Linked DNA regions of Homo sapiens: region 2 is linked to region 1. The links are chromatin loops, found by intact Hi-C in ENCODE. Cell type or tissue: heart right ventricle. All regions are shown on one strand.

Region 1 (8,000 bases):
CAATATGTAATATGCCTTGTTCAGTTCCACTTAAAAAAATTGCTAGATAATCCTATTGAACATTTATTGTCTAAATAATCAATAACTGTCTGCATTATAGATAAATTAACCTGGAATAATTAAGGTAAATGAAAATGTGGATTCACAAATACAACCGAGTTGAACATCAGACAAAATCAGATTTTAACCACCCTTTTATTATCTCTTATCTCTGTGCTTAATAAGTACAATTGTTGCTTTAAGTTTAGATTAGTCCAATTGACTGCAACTCAGATTAACTTTCATGTTATTTTTTGTTTTAATATGAAAAACACCAAAAGCACATTTTGAGGTCCAAATTAAAATAGAGGCTGACTCAGTTCCATAGAGCCGGTCTGCAGAAGGTTTTACTGGAGATGAGAGATGTTTTTGCTAAGGTTGTCTATCATAACTTGTTTATTAAAAAAATAAAAATAAATGCTAGGAGACATTCAAGCTGTCTTGATTTTCCTCTAGTTATTTCCTCAAAGGTTCTTTGTTCACATGGACATCACTGTGGCATTTTTTTCAAGCAAAATGAGGTTTAATTTTATAGTATTTATAGAATAGAAGTCTTTGTTATATCCTATCCTGCTACCAACTTTTGTGTTCTATGCAGTCTCTGCTTCTAACCAGAGGCCCAAAGCATGTGTTTAGAAACTGATGTGGGGTATCAGGATCAATTAGTCCCTCTAGGAATTAAAAGCAAGCAATTGAATGCCTGTTAACAATGACTAACTTGAAAAATATTAGCAATTCTAGGCAGGCCCCTTTGCTTTCTGGACGAATGCTCTAGGCAGGCAGCATTCCCAGGAATATTGGTTTCCAGCTATGTAGACTGTCCCTCAGTTATAAAGTTGCCTCCAGGGTCTTTGCTATGGCTTTGATTTGAGGATGATTATTATTCTTATGGATGAAACTTTAGTTCTTCCTAGAAAGGCTTTCAGCGATTTGCATGCTCTTTCCAGCTGCCCTCCAAACCTTGCCCAGCCTTATTTTTCTCCATCATAAAATGGGTACACAGGTCATTTTTATTGGATAGTTTGGAGGACTAAATTGACTGAGATGTGGTATATGAAGTGCTGATCTTAATGTCTAGCCCATACGTGGTCTGCTGTATATGTCTTGCTTTCCACCTTTCTTTCTTGAGAAGTTTCTGCATACATATATTCTTATGTAGTTATTGTATAAATAGTGTATATGGAAACATTCCCGAGGTTGTATTTTCCTGTTCTTTCTTGATTTAGAAAACTAAAACTACAGTAATTTTCTGCTGTGTGTAAGAGAGAAAATGTGCTTATGAACTGTATTCAGCAAACTTAAAATGTTGAAGCTCTTGGTCACCTTTTTATGCCCAGTAATGATAAACTGTCAATTTGCTTACGTTATTTGGGAATTTACTAGCAACTTGCTGCAGATATCACAGTAGACACATCTCTTATAATATGTATGATCTGAAAGAAGCAGCAGTCTGGTAGTTTTTTGTTTGTTTTATTAAAATAAAAACTTATAAACTTATAAAAACAAATGAACAAATATATTTATCCTAATAGCTCTTCTGAGTTTGCTTCTGAAATCACCTATATTCAATATAGACAACAAAACCAATTGTTTTTGCTATTCTCTGAGGTTTTTGAGTTTGAGGGTTTGAATTTGATTCTAATTTTTAGAAATGGGCAGTTGTCTGAAATATGGAGGGATGGGAAAAGCCTTTAATTTGGAGTAGGAGTGAGGAAGGAAACCCAAATGTTATACACTTCAGTCAACGTATTTGTTAGAGAATTGAATTATTCTCTTGAGGTTTTTTTTTTTCTCTTTGTTAGCAACTCGAGATAGATTCTCCTGCCTCTACTAATATTGAAACCCTGGAAAATGTTAACAGAACTACAGAGGGGAGAAATTATCAGGATGGAATGTAGGCTTTGTGTAGATATGCAACATTGGGGGCACTCAGCAGATGTTAATAAATACCTCTTTCTATTGTTGAGAAAAAATGGGTTTGATTTGGGTGTGAACTGCAGTGGTCAATGAAAGGAACTTGTATCTCACCAGGGTGTGTTTTAAGCAGTAGAAGAGGAATCTGGGTGTTGATCCAAGTGACGTTGGTTTTTCATACCAAATTATTCCCCATTTTTAAGGGTTGTCATCCCCCTAAAATTGTAAGCTCTCTTGTGTCCATGTCATATGCTTTCTTGGCAGTCCTTGTGATACATGGCTGTGCACACAGTAAGGTTTCAATAGATCCTTGTTGTCTGAAACCAGATATTTGGGAATTTTGGAGACAGAGTTGACGAAGGGGTGAAAGGAGGGCTGTGGGTAGAGAGTAAGAGAAATAGTCAAAGCAGAGAGAGAATTAAATAGAGAAATGGCCCGGGGAACCAGAAAAAAACCAAGGTTGGTGAGCAATGAACCATTTAAGTTCTCCTGAGAAAAGAAAAAAAAAAAAACTGGACTGAAGAAAAAATTTAATCTGAAGAGTTAATTAACAAAATTATAAAACCTCTAAAACATCCCTCTCATTACAGTTGTAGTTTTAAGACAAAAAAAAAATATCGTGGAAAGCACTCTAATTTGTCCTAGGAATCTATTTAATTTTGATTTGTCCAGTAATAGAAATTTGAGGGGGAAATGCAATATACTGTAGTTTATGAGTCTTTTAAATGTTGTTACTTCTGAATTCCATCCTCTTTGTGATAGTGAGAGTGAAGAAAACACAAGTGTATTTGAAATCACTTCTGGTTTCAGTGCATGTGCTGATTTGATTTTTTAGAAGTAGAATTAGATGGCAAAAAATAAGAAAACCCTAACAATACAATCTGGGCAGGTTAGAATATCAAAAATTATAACGAGCCTGTTCTAATGTAAAGAACATCTCTAAAAGATGTGAATAGGTTTTAAAAATATGATGAATATCTAGCATTGGATAAACACAAATAAAGGTATCAGTGAATATCACAATGGAAGAATCACATGATAATAATTAATAAACATTGACTCTTCTTGGCCAGGTGACCAATATTATTTCACAGTTGATCCTTGAGGGCAGAGCCAATGACCTTTGTCCTGAATTTTAATAATTTACTGAAGTTTTACATTAAATCAGAATATAATTGGGAAGAAAATTAGTGTTTCTTTGTGGGGAGTGCAGAGTAATGCCACTAATTGCTTGTATAAAAGCATTCCCGAGGTTGTATTTTCCTGTTCTTTCATTAGAAAATTAAAACTACAGTAATTTTCTGCTGTTTATAAAAGGGAAAATGTGCTGGTGAACTGTATTCAGCAAACTTAAAATGTCAAAGCTCTTGGCCACCTTTTTATGCCCAGTAATGATAAACTGTCAACTTCCTTACATTATTTGGGAATTTACTAGCAACTTGTTGCAGCTCTCACAGCACACAAATCTCTTATAATATGTATGGTCTGAAAGAAGCAGCAGTCTGCTGGTATTTTGTTTCTTTTGTTCTTTCTTTCACTTTAATATTTGAGCAATTTAATATTTAAAATATGTGTTAGGGCAAATAACCATGTTTTTCTGTTTAAGGAGATGGACAATGAAGAACAGTGTAAATTAACCTCAGTAGAATAATGCTTTACAAATTATATTTAGGTAACTGGGGGATTGTTTTCAGGTAAATTATTATCAAGTAAAAGAATTGAGCTGATTCTAAAAGTATATTGGGTTTAACATTTTATGAAAACATGTTTATTCACACAGATACATACACGTGTACATCTCCTGGGAACTTGGAAGGGTTAAGTCAGACCACTGTCATGTTACAGGAAGTGTTTTTCCACTGTGTCCAGTACCTTGAGTTTGTTATGTATTCAATATGTAGTGTCATCATAAAACAGTTGCACCTACCTGCATTAGCCCTCATTGTCTCAAGGTACAAGCTGAAAAATAATAGAAAGTAAAGCTCAGGAATTGAATATTTCTGCTAATAGTGTGTTGGTATTTTTCCCTCAGTTCACAGACATTCTTGATTTCAAAACGCAAACTACACAACCCAGGGCACTAGGGTTGGAATTCAATGTTTATTCAAAAAGGCACCCTAAGGCAGTTAGGGAGGAAACGCTACATGTATGAAAAATAGGAGCCGGGAATCAAAGCTGATCTGAGCAGAGCAGCAGCGACTGTATTTACTAACACTTGTTTTCTGGGAGCCTATGAGAGAAATGGAAATAATTAGAAGGAAGCTGAAAGGATGGGGTTTTGTGGCTTGTTCTCCTTATATGGAGCAAAGAAAACTGCAGCAACTCTTCGGGAGCTGGTATTCCCTACTGCCATGGGGGCAGCCGAATTCTGGGTGGAGGAGTTTGTTTATACCTTAACACATACAGGCTATTTTGTTGATTAAACAAGCAAAAAAAAAAAAAAAAAAAAAAAAAGCCCCGTTTGCGCTTTCAAACACTCCCTCAATGAGAAAATGTCTCATAAAAATGCATCATGTGATAAGCTCTTGCTTTAGTCCCAAACTGAGCTTGAGTCCACTTGGAGATCTTAGAATTAAAGAGTTCTTAGGGAATACACGTTTTAGCTAAGAATATAGTTACTCTGTCATGAAACAGGGAGCTTTGCCACTTGCTTGTTTTGGAAGGAAAATAAATTAAAAAAAGATTGCAGGGGATTTTGGTTATTATATGGCCAGGGCTCCGTTTAGAGTCTGTGGCATTCAAAGCTGGCTTTAATCACAGCATGATGCTTGAAGCCTCCAAAAGTCTAAGTGTTTCCTTTCTTTCTTTCTTTTCTTTTTCTTTCTTTTTTTTTTTTTTTAAAGCGTTACTTCACTGAAGCAGAGGGCTGCCTTTGAGTGACGTCACGAGTTAGAGCAGCAAGCTGCACAGGGGAAGGGAGGCTGGGTGAGTGACAGCCCAGCCTACTTTTTAATAGCTTTGTCATGTGACTGGGGACTGTAGTAAGACAGGTGCCTTCAGTTCACTCTCAGTAAGGGGCTGGTTGCCTGCATGAGTGTGTGCTCTGTGTCACTGTGGATTGGAGTTGAAAAAGCTTGACTGGCGTCATTCAGGAGCTGGATGGCGTGGGACATGTGCAACCAGGACTCTGAGTCTGTATGGAGTGACATCGAGGTGAGCTGGGGCAGGGCTCGGCGCTGCAGCCACAACTGACGCTTCCCTCAGATGCTATTATTCCTGTAAGGGGGGATGGGCTTGGGCAAAGAGAGGAGCCAGGAAAGTAGTCCAGGCAGGAGCTTTTAGAAGAATCTCAATCTTATCTTAACTCCAATAAGTTTGCTATTTTAAGGTGGCTCTGAGATGGCTTGAGCAAATCAAAGCTTAGCTGCTGTCATCAGTATCTGTTGCAGTTAGAAACTCTTTCCATGTGACTTTGGCACTGTTTCTACTCATATGCAATATTTATGCTCTAAGATATTGATATGAATCAGAAGCTGAAGTCTTTCCAGTGGTGTTTAGTGGCCTGGTTGGAAAAATGCCATTTCTATTTATAATAAGACGAAGATAAAAATATTAAAATGGATGTGTTCAAATATAGTCCGTTTTGACTCTAGTCCGGATTTTTCCCCCCTCTCTCTCTGTTCATCAGACAGAGAACTTACAAAATCCTAAATAATCCTGCTGGGCTATTTTAGATTGCTTTTCCCACAGAACACAAAACAACGATGCTGCTTCCTTTAAAACTCCTATACGTGGTTGAAAGATTTGGCCAGCGAATAAAAAGAAACGCCTGGCAGTGCAAGGTTTTCCGTTCGCGTCGGTGGCAGGGAAGCCAATGGTTAAATCTTCCTGTACCACGGAGAGCTGCCTGAAGCTGAGAGAGAATAGAGTTTATGCAGGACTGTGTGTGGAGCTGCTCGCTGCTAGTGTAAAAATAGACAGCAATACATCAATTCCACAGTCTCTGCTGGCTACAATTCATACAGGGGGGAAAATAACGCAAGCAGTTTCCTCGTAATCTCTGGAGTCTAGTGGGGGGACGGAGGACCTCGGCGTGTTTGCATTCAGCACAATGGAATGCTCTCGGAAGGAAAGTTTGGGCAACTTGGGAAACAAGCAAAACTTTCTGTGGACTCTGGTGAGATGGACTCGAATTGAATTGCATGGAGGATCCCAGCTGCTAACAATGAATCTGGCAAAAGACTGCGAGTGTTTCCTCTGGGTAGCTGGGGGCACGTAGGGTAAGGGGGAGGATCAAGCCCACACGTGATTTGATTAAATAAGATGTCCATGTGGTGCAGCGATACACATCTAAAGTGAAAATAATTTGGCCAAGGCCGTCTGTGAATGCATTTTTCCTATCTAGCGAGGCATGCCCGGGATTCTTAACTCTTTGCTGGGTTTGCAAATGTTGGCTCCATTTGCCCTCCCTTGCCTTGGTAGATCGTATTTGTGGATTGTAATTGTTATCTTGTTCTGATTTCTTGGTAAGGCGGAATAGATATGGATAATTCATATGCCCTGTAGCCATTATGAGTCAGGGTTATAAGTGGCTTCAAAGTCCTAATTGCCTTTGAGTAGCCGGAGTGTCCTGTGGGTGGTTGTCTGGCTGGCACTGTGGGTCTCAGCTGCTGTAGTTTCATTTTTCCATCATGTATTATTCCTGATGCTGTTAGGAGTTGATTGAGGAACTAGATCATATGGAAATAAGGAAGATTTATTTTAATCATTGGAATTCCTGCAGTCATTTTCAAATAAACATCAGAAGCATTTAGAATAGTGGCCTTTAAATTTTTTTCTTAAGGAGGAAAGGTCTTGGCTACTTGTCCAGCCATGGATAGAGTCGCCAGTCGGCTGAGATTGGCCAGTCACTTCTCTGTTGCACTATAGGCAGCTAGCTGCTAGAAGCTTTGCCTACATGGCAGCGGCTCTGGGAATCACCTCCGCCTGTATAAAATATTACGAGCAGCAGGTAGCGTTGGCAGTTTTCATTTTTTGAATCATTAATGTTTGCTGTCATCCTAAAACGTATTATGCCCTTTTGCACATAATGACAGGGTAGTACATTGGTTAATATAGGCCTATATCACTATAGCTACTTGGAGTGCCCCGTGTTTCACAGTTTAATGAAGGTGATATACAGTAAGGTTACTAAGATTGATAGAGACAATTCACATGACATACACCCCACTAAGACTGTCATTCTTTACTGCCCCTCTCTCCACCCCCTTTCCCCTGTCTTAACTAATTTTTTTAAGAACCCAGTTTCTTTTTTCATTAATATAATTAATGTGGCCAAGTCCACTCCTTCTTCTCTCTCTCTCTTTAAAATTTACCATCAATGGCACAAAAACCTCCAAAAGGTTAATGGAGAATTATACTTAATTATAATGATTCATTATCATCAGTGCAGTTAAGCTAATTTATTGTCTGCTCCTTAACTAAGAGAAAAGTCTGTTGGGGTGAAATAACATACAATAATTAGCCTTTTGTGTTTAGTGACTGCTTTATCCTCTTAAATCTTATTATAAAATTGAGGCTACAGTTGTGAAATAGCTGTCATAGTTGCAAAGAGGCAGTAGAATGTGTCTGTGTAATTGCAATAAAGCACACCTGTTACAGAGGTATAGGGAAACAGTAAATATCAGCATGTCAGATGAGGACAGTTACAGGGCTTGGACTGTTAAGTCTGGCATTGTCCAAAGGCCAAATATAAATTAATAACAGGAACACTTGCTACCACTAATGTGTTTTAGATTAGCAGGATAATGCCACATTCAGAAGCACAGATTTTATTAGCATGTCAACATTGGCAAGAACACATGCACTTTTCTCAACCATAACATAAAAGCAAAATGAGAGAGAGAGAGAGAGCGCACGAGCGAACAAGTGAGAGGAAGGAAAGGAATATGTAAATGACAAGATAGCACCAATACAACAAATTGACCTGGTCTTTTCAATGGTTTTCAAAAGTTATTTAAAAATACATATTTATGGAAGGTTAAAGGGTTATGAGCAAGTCATGCCAAAGAGGGCAGTTAAAGAGAGGGACAGGAAGAAGTTGTCCA
Region 2 (8,000 bases), 71 kb after region 1:
CCAGTTGTTTATTTAAAAAAAAAAAACTAATAAAAAATATTGAAGCGCTTAAAAAACTTAGACTAACTGAAGAGCTCTTAGGCAAACTTCTGAGTTGGTTGCAAATGGTGCCCTTGCACTAAGTGCTTTAAGTTTAGGTACTTGAACCCCACCAAAAAGTGAGTCGTGGGATGTCTAAACAAGAAATTCCTTGGCTCTGGCCATTGCTGATAAGGTTAAAGGAACAGTACATTAAACAAGATGCTTTGAACCAGAACTATGGTGCCTACCTGCACCGTGGTCATTGTTGCTAGTTTAATTTCACACTTTGTGTTTGCTAAATTACCTTCTTATGAAAGGTCTAATGCATGATTGCATGACTTGGTCAAGCAGTAGAGTAGTTAATTTCATGGTGTAGATATATAGTGTATGTGTGTGCAGACTCACACATATGTACATATATACATATTTTTATAGGCATGCACACATAGACACAAATCTTTACTTATAAGCATATACTTAACATCATTTCTTAAATACATAACACTATTTCTTAAATACATTATAACTTACATATATGTTTAGGAGTAGCTTTTGTGTGTATATATGATATGCAGTAGAGGCCTTCTTATCTGACCAGTGAGGACCAGCAATTGGTGGGTTTATTAAAAAAGTTGATTCAAGCTTATACTGTTTTATTTTACCTTTGCTTAAAACACAAAAATATACATTCAAATATTACAGTTTTGGTAGAAGATGGAGATCTTTACCTTAAGCTTATTTTTTACTATTTGGGGGTCTATTGATTCATCTTTCTTGTATAAACCACACTAATATATTATTATATAATACATATTATAGATGGTAGCCACTTTTTATTGCTTGCTCCTTGAAGGAAAAGATTAGAGACATTGGTATGGTAGTCTGAATTCTTCTAGATTTTTATAATTTTTCAAATATTTTCCAATTCCACCCATCCACAACTAATTTGATAACACTTCTTTTAGCAATGACCTTTTTTGAGTTTTTTTTTACAGGAATATTTTTCCACACTCACATTTCATTCATTTACAGGAGATTTTACCATCTTACATAATTTCAATCACCAGTACAATGCACATGAACTGTTTAGTCTATTGGGGTACTGAGACACATTGATAAGTAGCATGAAAGCAAATATTATTTACTGGATATGTTCCACCACCTTCTAACAAAGGTAGGCCCAGAAAGCAGTTTTTAGTTTGTTGAGTGTGATTGTAATAGCTGTACAGATATAAATTGGGGAAGCTGAAGTAAAGCCCAATTGCATTTATGTAACAGAAGTGATTTAGAGCTTTGGAAAGCAAGGAGATGAGGACTTGAAAGATGCTGAATGAGGCTAGAAGGTAAAGTTTGGAACCTTCCTGGAGAATAACATAAAGAGGAGATTGAGGGAGATTTGTTTTTTCTCTAGAGATATTCTGGGCTTGAAATGCAGTGCAACATATAATGTCTACAATTGTCATCTCCTCTTAAAATCTTCAGCAAAATTGGTCGCTTAGTAGTGTTTGAAGATTGTGACAAACACTAATTGTACCTAGAAAGAATCACAAAGGGAGAAAAAGAGTTATCAAAGGGAAAACACTGCAGCATAGTTCAAGTTTAAAGACATTGATTGGCCAAAAGAGTTTTTTAAAATGATAAAGGCAGTTAAAGGACTGACAGAAATATTTAGGCAATACTATCATCCTAGTGAATGACAGAGGTGATTCATGGAAAGGAATGTGGAGGAAATTAAGCTCTCCATAGGCTAACCTGACTTGGAGAGCCTTCAGGGAAAACAAACAAACAAAAAAAATGCACAGATTTTGAAGCGTAGGGGTGGAATGGAGAGAAGATGTTGATGGAGCAGAAGCAAGAAAGCAGGAAACCAAAGGGATGCTCAGATGACAATGAATTTGGCAAGGACTGTGAAATCAATAAGGAGCAACAAGATGGCACACACACTTTCCCTCCTGGATCTTTTGATTGCTAAGACTCTTTTCTACATCCTTGATCTCTTGTACACCTCAGTTTCCTCCATTTCAAAGTCATATTCATAACTACTGATAAAATTGTCTACTCAAAAGACTAAAATATAGGTTGAAAAATAAAATTGCCAGTATGCAATCATTTTTGACACACAAAAATGGAATTTTATGTGGTTCGATCTGAAGTAAAACAGTTTATAAGCAGCAAAGCTTCAATTAAAAGTAGTATATCGTGATTTTAAAGAGCAGATGGCATAGCTTGGTGAAGTTTACAAAACCTTGGCTTGGATGTTGGGCAAACCCAAGTTTAAATTCTGAATGACCTCCCATCTAGTGTGTGGCCTTGGTCCATTTACTTAACCTCTGAAAGACTAGGATTCTTATGCATGATATGAAGATGGTTACAATACCTACATCTCACTGGGTCAGTGTGAGGATTAAATGAGATAAAATATGAGTGCCCCCTTATTATATAAGTACTCAATAAATATTAGATATTTAATTACTAATTCTGAGTTAACTTCATTTGCAGTGGTCGTTGTACCTTACTTCTTATCTTTCCAACTTTTGACTGGTTTCACCTCTTCCCTTTTATTGCCCTTGCTGTGTATCCTCTTTGGCAATCTCATATATGAAGTTATTTATTCTTTTTCTGTGCCTCCCCCACCCCCTACTATTTTCACATCAAATTGAACAAATACTGCTTTTGGTGTAGGTATGGAATTTACCAAATCAAGGCAGAACACTCACTGATTTGAGATTCTCTCAGCAACAGCTACTTCTATGACTACAATTTCTGGCAATCAGGCACTCCCTAAATAGGTACTTCACATACAGTATCTTCCTTACTTTCTGCCCATTTCATTGTTGAGGAAAGATTTATACGTTGACACAAGCTATCTAATGGACCCTGGGTTCAAAGCAGGTCTGCCTGAAGAGAACTTATATCTCTTTCCTGAAGTCTGAATTTTAAAGATAGTAATTGACATATGTTATGTTAAATAGGCTTCATTGCACTTGCCAAGTGTCATTGATTGGTACTGTCTGCCAGGAGCATCGTGTTGAGAAAGATTCTAAGGCCAAGTCTGTGCTCATGGGGAATGTCATGATCAATTAGTGATGTCTACCATAGGTGCAGCAGGTGGGTGGCAAGGGTAGAAATAGCATTTATATTGGTGGTTTGTTGATCCTTGGTCTACAGGCTTAATCAGTTTGACTGCAGCAGCAGAAGTGACCCAAGCTTTGGCTCAGGCCTTCTGGTGTCTTCTTTTTCTTTACTCTCACAAATTTTGGTGAAATTTTCCAAATGTTTAAGTGGAAATGTAAGGAGTCAACAAAATTCTAAGACCTCCAGAATAATGCCTCTGCCCCATCTGCAGTGTCTTTGAGAAACAGGAGGGATGAGATAGGAAGTTTGCTTTATTAGGTATTGCCAGCTGGTCTGACTTCTTTGTGATTGTCCTAAACTAGCTCATTTTGGCTGATAAAAAAACTCTTCTCTTTTACAGGTGTAAAAACTAATTTGATTTCAAAATAGCTGTTAGTAAAGCAAGATGAGAGAAAAGAGAATGCTCTTTTGGCAGAAGGCATTTAAATCTATTGCATATGGAGATTTTCAGAGTGCTACACTTTTTTGTTTCTGAAATGGGAATGGCAAAGCAATGTCAGCTCAACAAGGTGACGGTTTAAACCACAGACACGAAGGAATTTGGGTAGGGACCAAAGTGACCCCAAAATTTTATGTATATGTATATATAGTTTTTATTTGTTATTACTGTAAACATTGTAACAGCAGTAGAACTATTTTATAACTGATAAAATGAGAAGAGCAAAAAATATAATCAGATGTCATCACCCTAAAACAAGTAGGCCTTCATAATTTTTTTCTCCATTGATATATGTTTTTCCACATTATTTTCATCAGAGGGGACATGTGATTTGATGTTATTTATTTTTTACTTAATTTTTTCTCTACGCTTTAATCAGCAGTCATTCAAAGTGTACTTTAGTAGACTCACAAATAAACAACAACAAAATACTCATTAACCAATTTGTAACTACCACTTTTATGTTGAATTTTACATTGCCTTTGTGGACTCTCAATTTAAAAGTTCACTTTGCTGGAAAAATGTACTGACAAACAGCATAAATATTGACAAACGGCTGTAGCCTTTTGGCATACATACTCCTTGTGTATGTGACATATCTTTGGGAAAGTGGACCAAAGTAAAATATGGGTAGTTGTCGGTAGTTTTAAAAGGAAAAGCATAGCATCAGAGAACTGGAAGGTGATTTTGACAGGCCACATAATCTATTCCTGTGCTTCAAGAATCTAAGAAAGGAAGACCCAACAAATTCTTTTTACAGCCCATTCCAATGCTTGGCGACTCTTACTGTCAGAGATTTCTTCCATATTTCAACCATATTCTTCATTTTCTATTTTCAATTTCATTCATTTTGACCCAGTGTCTATAATGACAATTCCTTTATTCCTAATTTTTCTTCTCTGGAAATGGTACCATCCTATTTCTTGTAAGCCAAGGATAGCAAAGGAATTTTCTCTCCCACATCAGCTTTGGGGTTTGGCAATAGCCACCTGAAATGCCAGGTTCCCCTTACCCATCCTCTATCCCAGCTCTGTGGGGAATTTACACAAGGGTCAATTAATGATATCTTCATCTTCCATGAGCAAGAGTTGGGGAATTAGGCTTATGTCATAGGAATGTTCTGAAGCTTTTCTCCAAGGCCAGTTTGTTACCCAGTAACCAGGGGTGATAGGAGAAATACTTAAAATGTACTGGAGGCAGGCCACTCCCAAATGGACTGTGGCCAGCCAGAGGACCAGCAGGGTCTGTTGGATAGTCTTCTGTGCCAAGTGTGAACACTTCAGTTGCTGGGTCTTGTGGAGCTCCAGTGAGTCCTGGGGAAGTAGGTGCAGAAGGAGAGAACACTAGGGCAGCTTTTATCTACTGAATATTTTAACAACTGCTGTAGAGGTAACGGTTGGTACTCAGTGAATATCAGCTTTCCCTCTGCACTCTTGACACCCACTCCAAATTCATGAGGCCTGAAATATGTGAGTAGGACAAGTCACACACCTCTCTTTGCTCAGTCTTCCTATTTTGGTGTGTTTTTAAGCAACTTAGAAACTCATCTCCTAATTTTTTTTTTCTTAAATACCTGAATTGGCATGCAACATATGCAAAATCCCACTGTTAAACAAACTTGAAAGTAAGTTGCAGATTTTGCAGTACATTCTGCAAAATGTTATAAACTCCAAAAAAAAAAAAAAAAAAAAAAAAAAAAAGATGCCATTGGTGAATAGCACATCACAAGAAACAGAGCCAGGGACTCACCATTTATCAGAGTCATTCAATTAAACAAACAAACCCAAAAGAAAACTCCTCCAAGAAAATCGTTTCATAGCGATAATGAAAAACAAAACAAAACTTGTCTTTGCCTTTTTTTTTTAAATAAAAGGGCTGTTTAAAAAGATGACTGTAGAGTATGTACCACTTCTCCCAGATTTGCTGTGCAGAAGTGCGTAAGTGTGAGTGATGTAGAGGTGCTTGTTTATTATGGAGCACATTTCAATGCAGTAATCATAAATATTGCTAAGGTTGTGCTCTGTTGAAATATGACCTACATACTCTTGATTGTTTGTGTTATGTGATTTGTCTGACACCCATTACATTCTGGGTAATAGCAGCCATTTGTTGCTCTGCACAGCAGGCTCTTTTGACAAAAGAAAATAGGCGGCAATAAAAAAGCTATAGTCTGAATTACATTCTGCACCGAGCTGCACTGCTGAGAGTTTGTGCAAGTGTGTTAACAATGCTCGGAACTGCCTCTTGTCAGCCTTCAGCCTGTAATGGCCATCTGTCCTCACATAAATCTGTCAAAACCTGCTAAGTTCAAGAGAGAGCATGGAATATACCTTGTACTGTCAACACCAAAATGTACACATTCCCCAGAAAATCAACACGCAGGAAATAATCCAGAGGTTATGGGAGGCATTAGCACTGTTGATTTGGGCTTGTGGCATGAAATCGAGAGTCCAGAGATTAGTGGGAAGATGAGCAAAGGTAGTGGCATCAAGGGATTGAGCACTGACCTCCCTCTTACTTCAGGGGGGAAAGTTGTGGGTAGCGGAGGTGAGGCTAGAGAAATAACAACTAGTTCAGAGGCAGCAAGGGGTTGCCTGTCTCATCAGCAGCTCTGAAAAGTTTAACACTATGTTCAAAGAAAGAAACATACTTCTTGCACCTTTGTTTTGTTTTGTTTGGCTTTGGGTCTCAACTGTATCTGGAGATAGGCTTTCCATTAGGGAGGCACTTGGTGATAGGAAATCTTGTCATCCGTGAGATTTCTCAATCTTGCTTTGAGATATTCTCCGGTTAGAGATGTTTCAGTAAACAATGAAGGGTTTAGGGAATTAGCCAAATTATTTTTCTCTCTCCATCTACTCACTAATCTTGAAATATCTTCCATTCAATAAGCAAATATTACCTATTTGTTTCAACAAATGGTGCCCGCAGAAATTTCCAGCCCTTATATTTTTACTCACAGGGCATATTTGATGGTCTCTGGGTGTTTCCATCAATTTTAAGTGTATATGCAGAAAAATATACTTATGTCAAATTTTAAAGAAGCGCTTTTCTATTAAAATCGATTGTGAAGTCCCTGGAGGCTGAGTCCCTGAAATAGCAGTATCTGGTGTCATATCCAGCACATAGTAGGTGTTCAACGAATGTCTGTTCAATGGCCACAGGCTGTCTAATGTGTGACAGAGGTAAAAGGCTTTGTTTTTAACCCAAAGAAAGTACAATCAAGGTGTCGCCACTCCCCAGAGCAACTTGAGAACCAGTTATTTAAGCGATAATGAGCTTGGGTACTAGGACAAGGGTTTCAAATTTTCAAGACTCAGAAGGATTTCTATATTTGAAATCCCTAGATACCTGAGCTATTTTTAGAACCAGTCGCTCTTTAATAGTGGCCTAATTTGGCGTTCCTGAAGTTTAAGGTTTCTTTTTATAAATCTAAAATATCTGTCAAGATATGTATACCTGAGAGTACAAAGTGGCGTGCGGCAGACACTCTAGGGCTGGGGTTCTCAGATGTGGCCTGTGAAGCATCTCATTAAAAATGTTTACCCGGTTTCCCAAGTGATTCTTGGGCTGCTGAAATGTGAGACCCACGACTAAAGGAGAATCTAGAAAAAATAAAATTAGTACAAAATAATAATGCAACAAATGTGCCCAAGCAACATCCTGCAAAGCGCTTATAACTGATTTGGAAAGACAAGACATAATTCACATTCGAAAAGAGATAAGCAAAAATGTATAGTAATATGTGATTGGTATCAATAGAGGGATCCTGACAGTAAATTACTAAAGAAGTAAAAATTACCCTAGCTTGGGGTGATCATGCAAAGATTTACGGAGTTGGATATGAGGATGTTGAATGCCATTTCCTCCAATTCAAGGGCTATGTCATTGGACATATTTGATTGGTATTTACTCAGCAAAGAGAGATTATTCCTCATTATTTCTTTAAGTATCTTAGGCTCCTAGGAGGAATATTTGAGAATGTGCTTTTTTTTTTATCTCGCTGGGAATTGCAAGTGGTAATTGAAGGTAGCATGTAGAAGAAATCAGTATGCATGAATAAGGCAGTGCAATTCGTAAATAAAGCAAGTGAAAATGGAGAGAAAAGATAAGATTGACCAAATAGGAATTTATTAGGTTGAGTAAAAGACATACTTATCTATGAGAGAGGAAACAAGAGTTGAGTGTGCCTCAGTGGCACAGATGTTTCATTCAGTCATGTAAGTCACTTCCTTTGCTACAGCAAAGAGAAGGGCAAAGAGCCATCCAAGAGCAGCTGTTAACAAAGGGAAGCCTTTTTGAGACTCAGGTGTGACCATGAGTGGAGTACAGTGTCCCATTCACTTTGTGTTTGCATTTCTCTGTCTTTCTGAGATTTTCTGAGTTGGAACTCCGAAGTCAAACC

The links. Peaks named below come from ENCODE experiments on the same cell type or tissue, not always from the same donor. Only the 100,000 strongest peaks of a DNase experiment are listed, where the experiment ranks them.
Region 2: it touches region 1 in a loop (2.8-fold over the local background); 4 of 110 quality-filtered maps call a loop at or near these places.

The regions. Positions count from the first base shown.
Region 1 is chr4:23,887,010-23,895,009 of GRCh38, reverse strand. PPARGC1A (PPARG coactivator 1 alpha) reads left to right here and starts at 4,963. Exons shown (of 13, transcript NM_013261.5): 1 at 4,963-5,106. The coding sequence starts at 5,053. In heart right ventricle, no CTCF peak of the experiment used is centred here; DNase peaks (open chromatin) are centred at 4,989 and 5,837; H3K4me3 peaks cover 4,677 bases; H3K27ac peaks cover 4,579 bases.
Region 2 is chr4:23,816,135-23,824,134 of GRCh38, reverse strand. The region is part of intron 7 of PPARGC1A (PPARG coactivator 1 alpha); the gene reads left to right. Among named protein-coding and RNA genes, the nearest start is that of PPARGC1A-AS1, 51 kb to the right of the region's middle. In heart right ventricle, no CTCF peak of the experiment used is centred here; a DNase peak (open chromatin) is centred at 4,824; H3K27ac peaks cover 4,454 bases.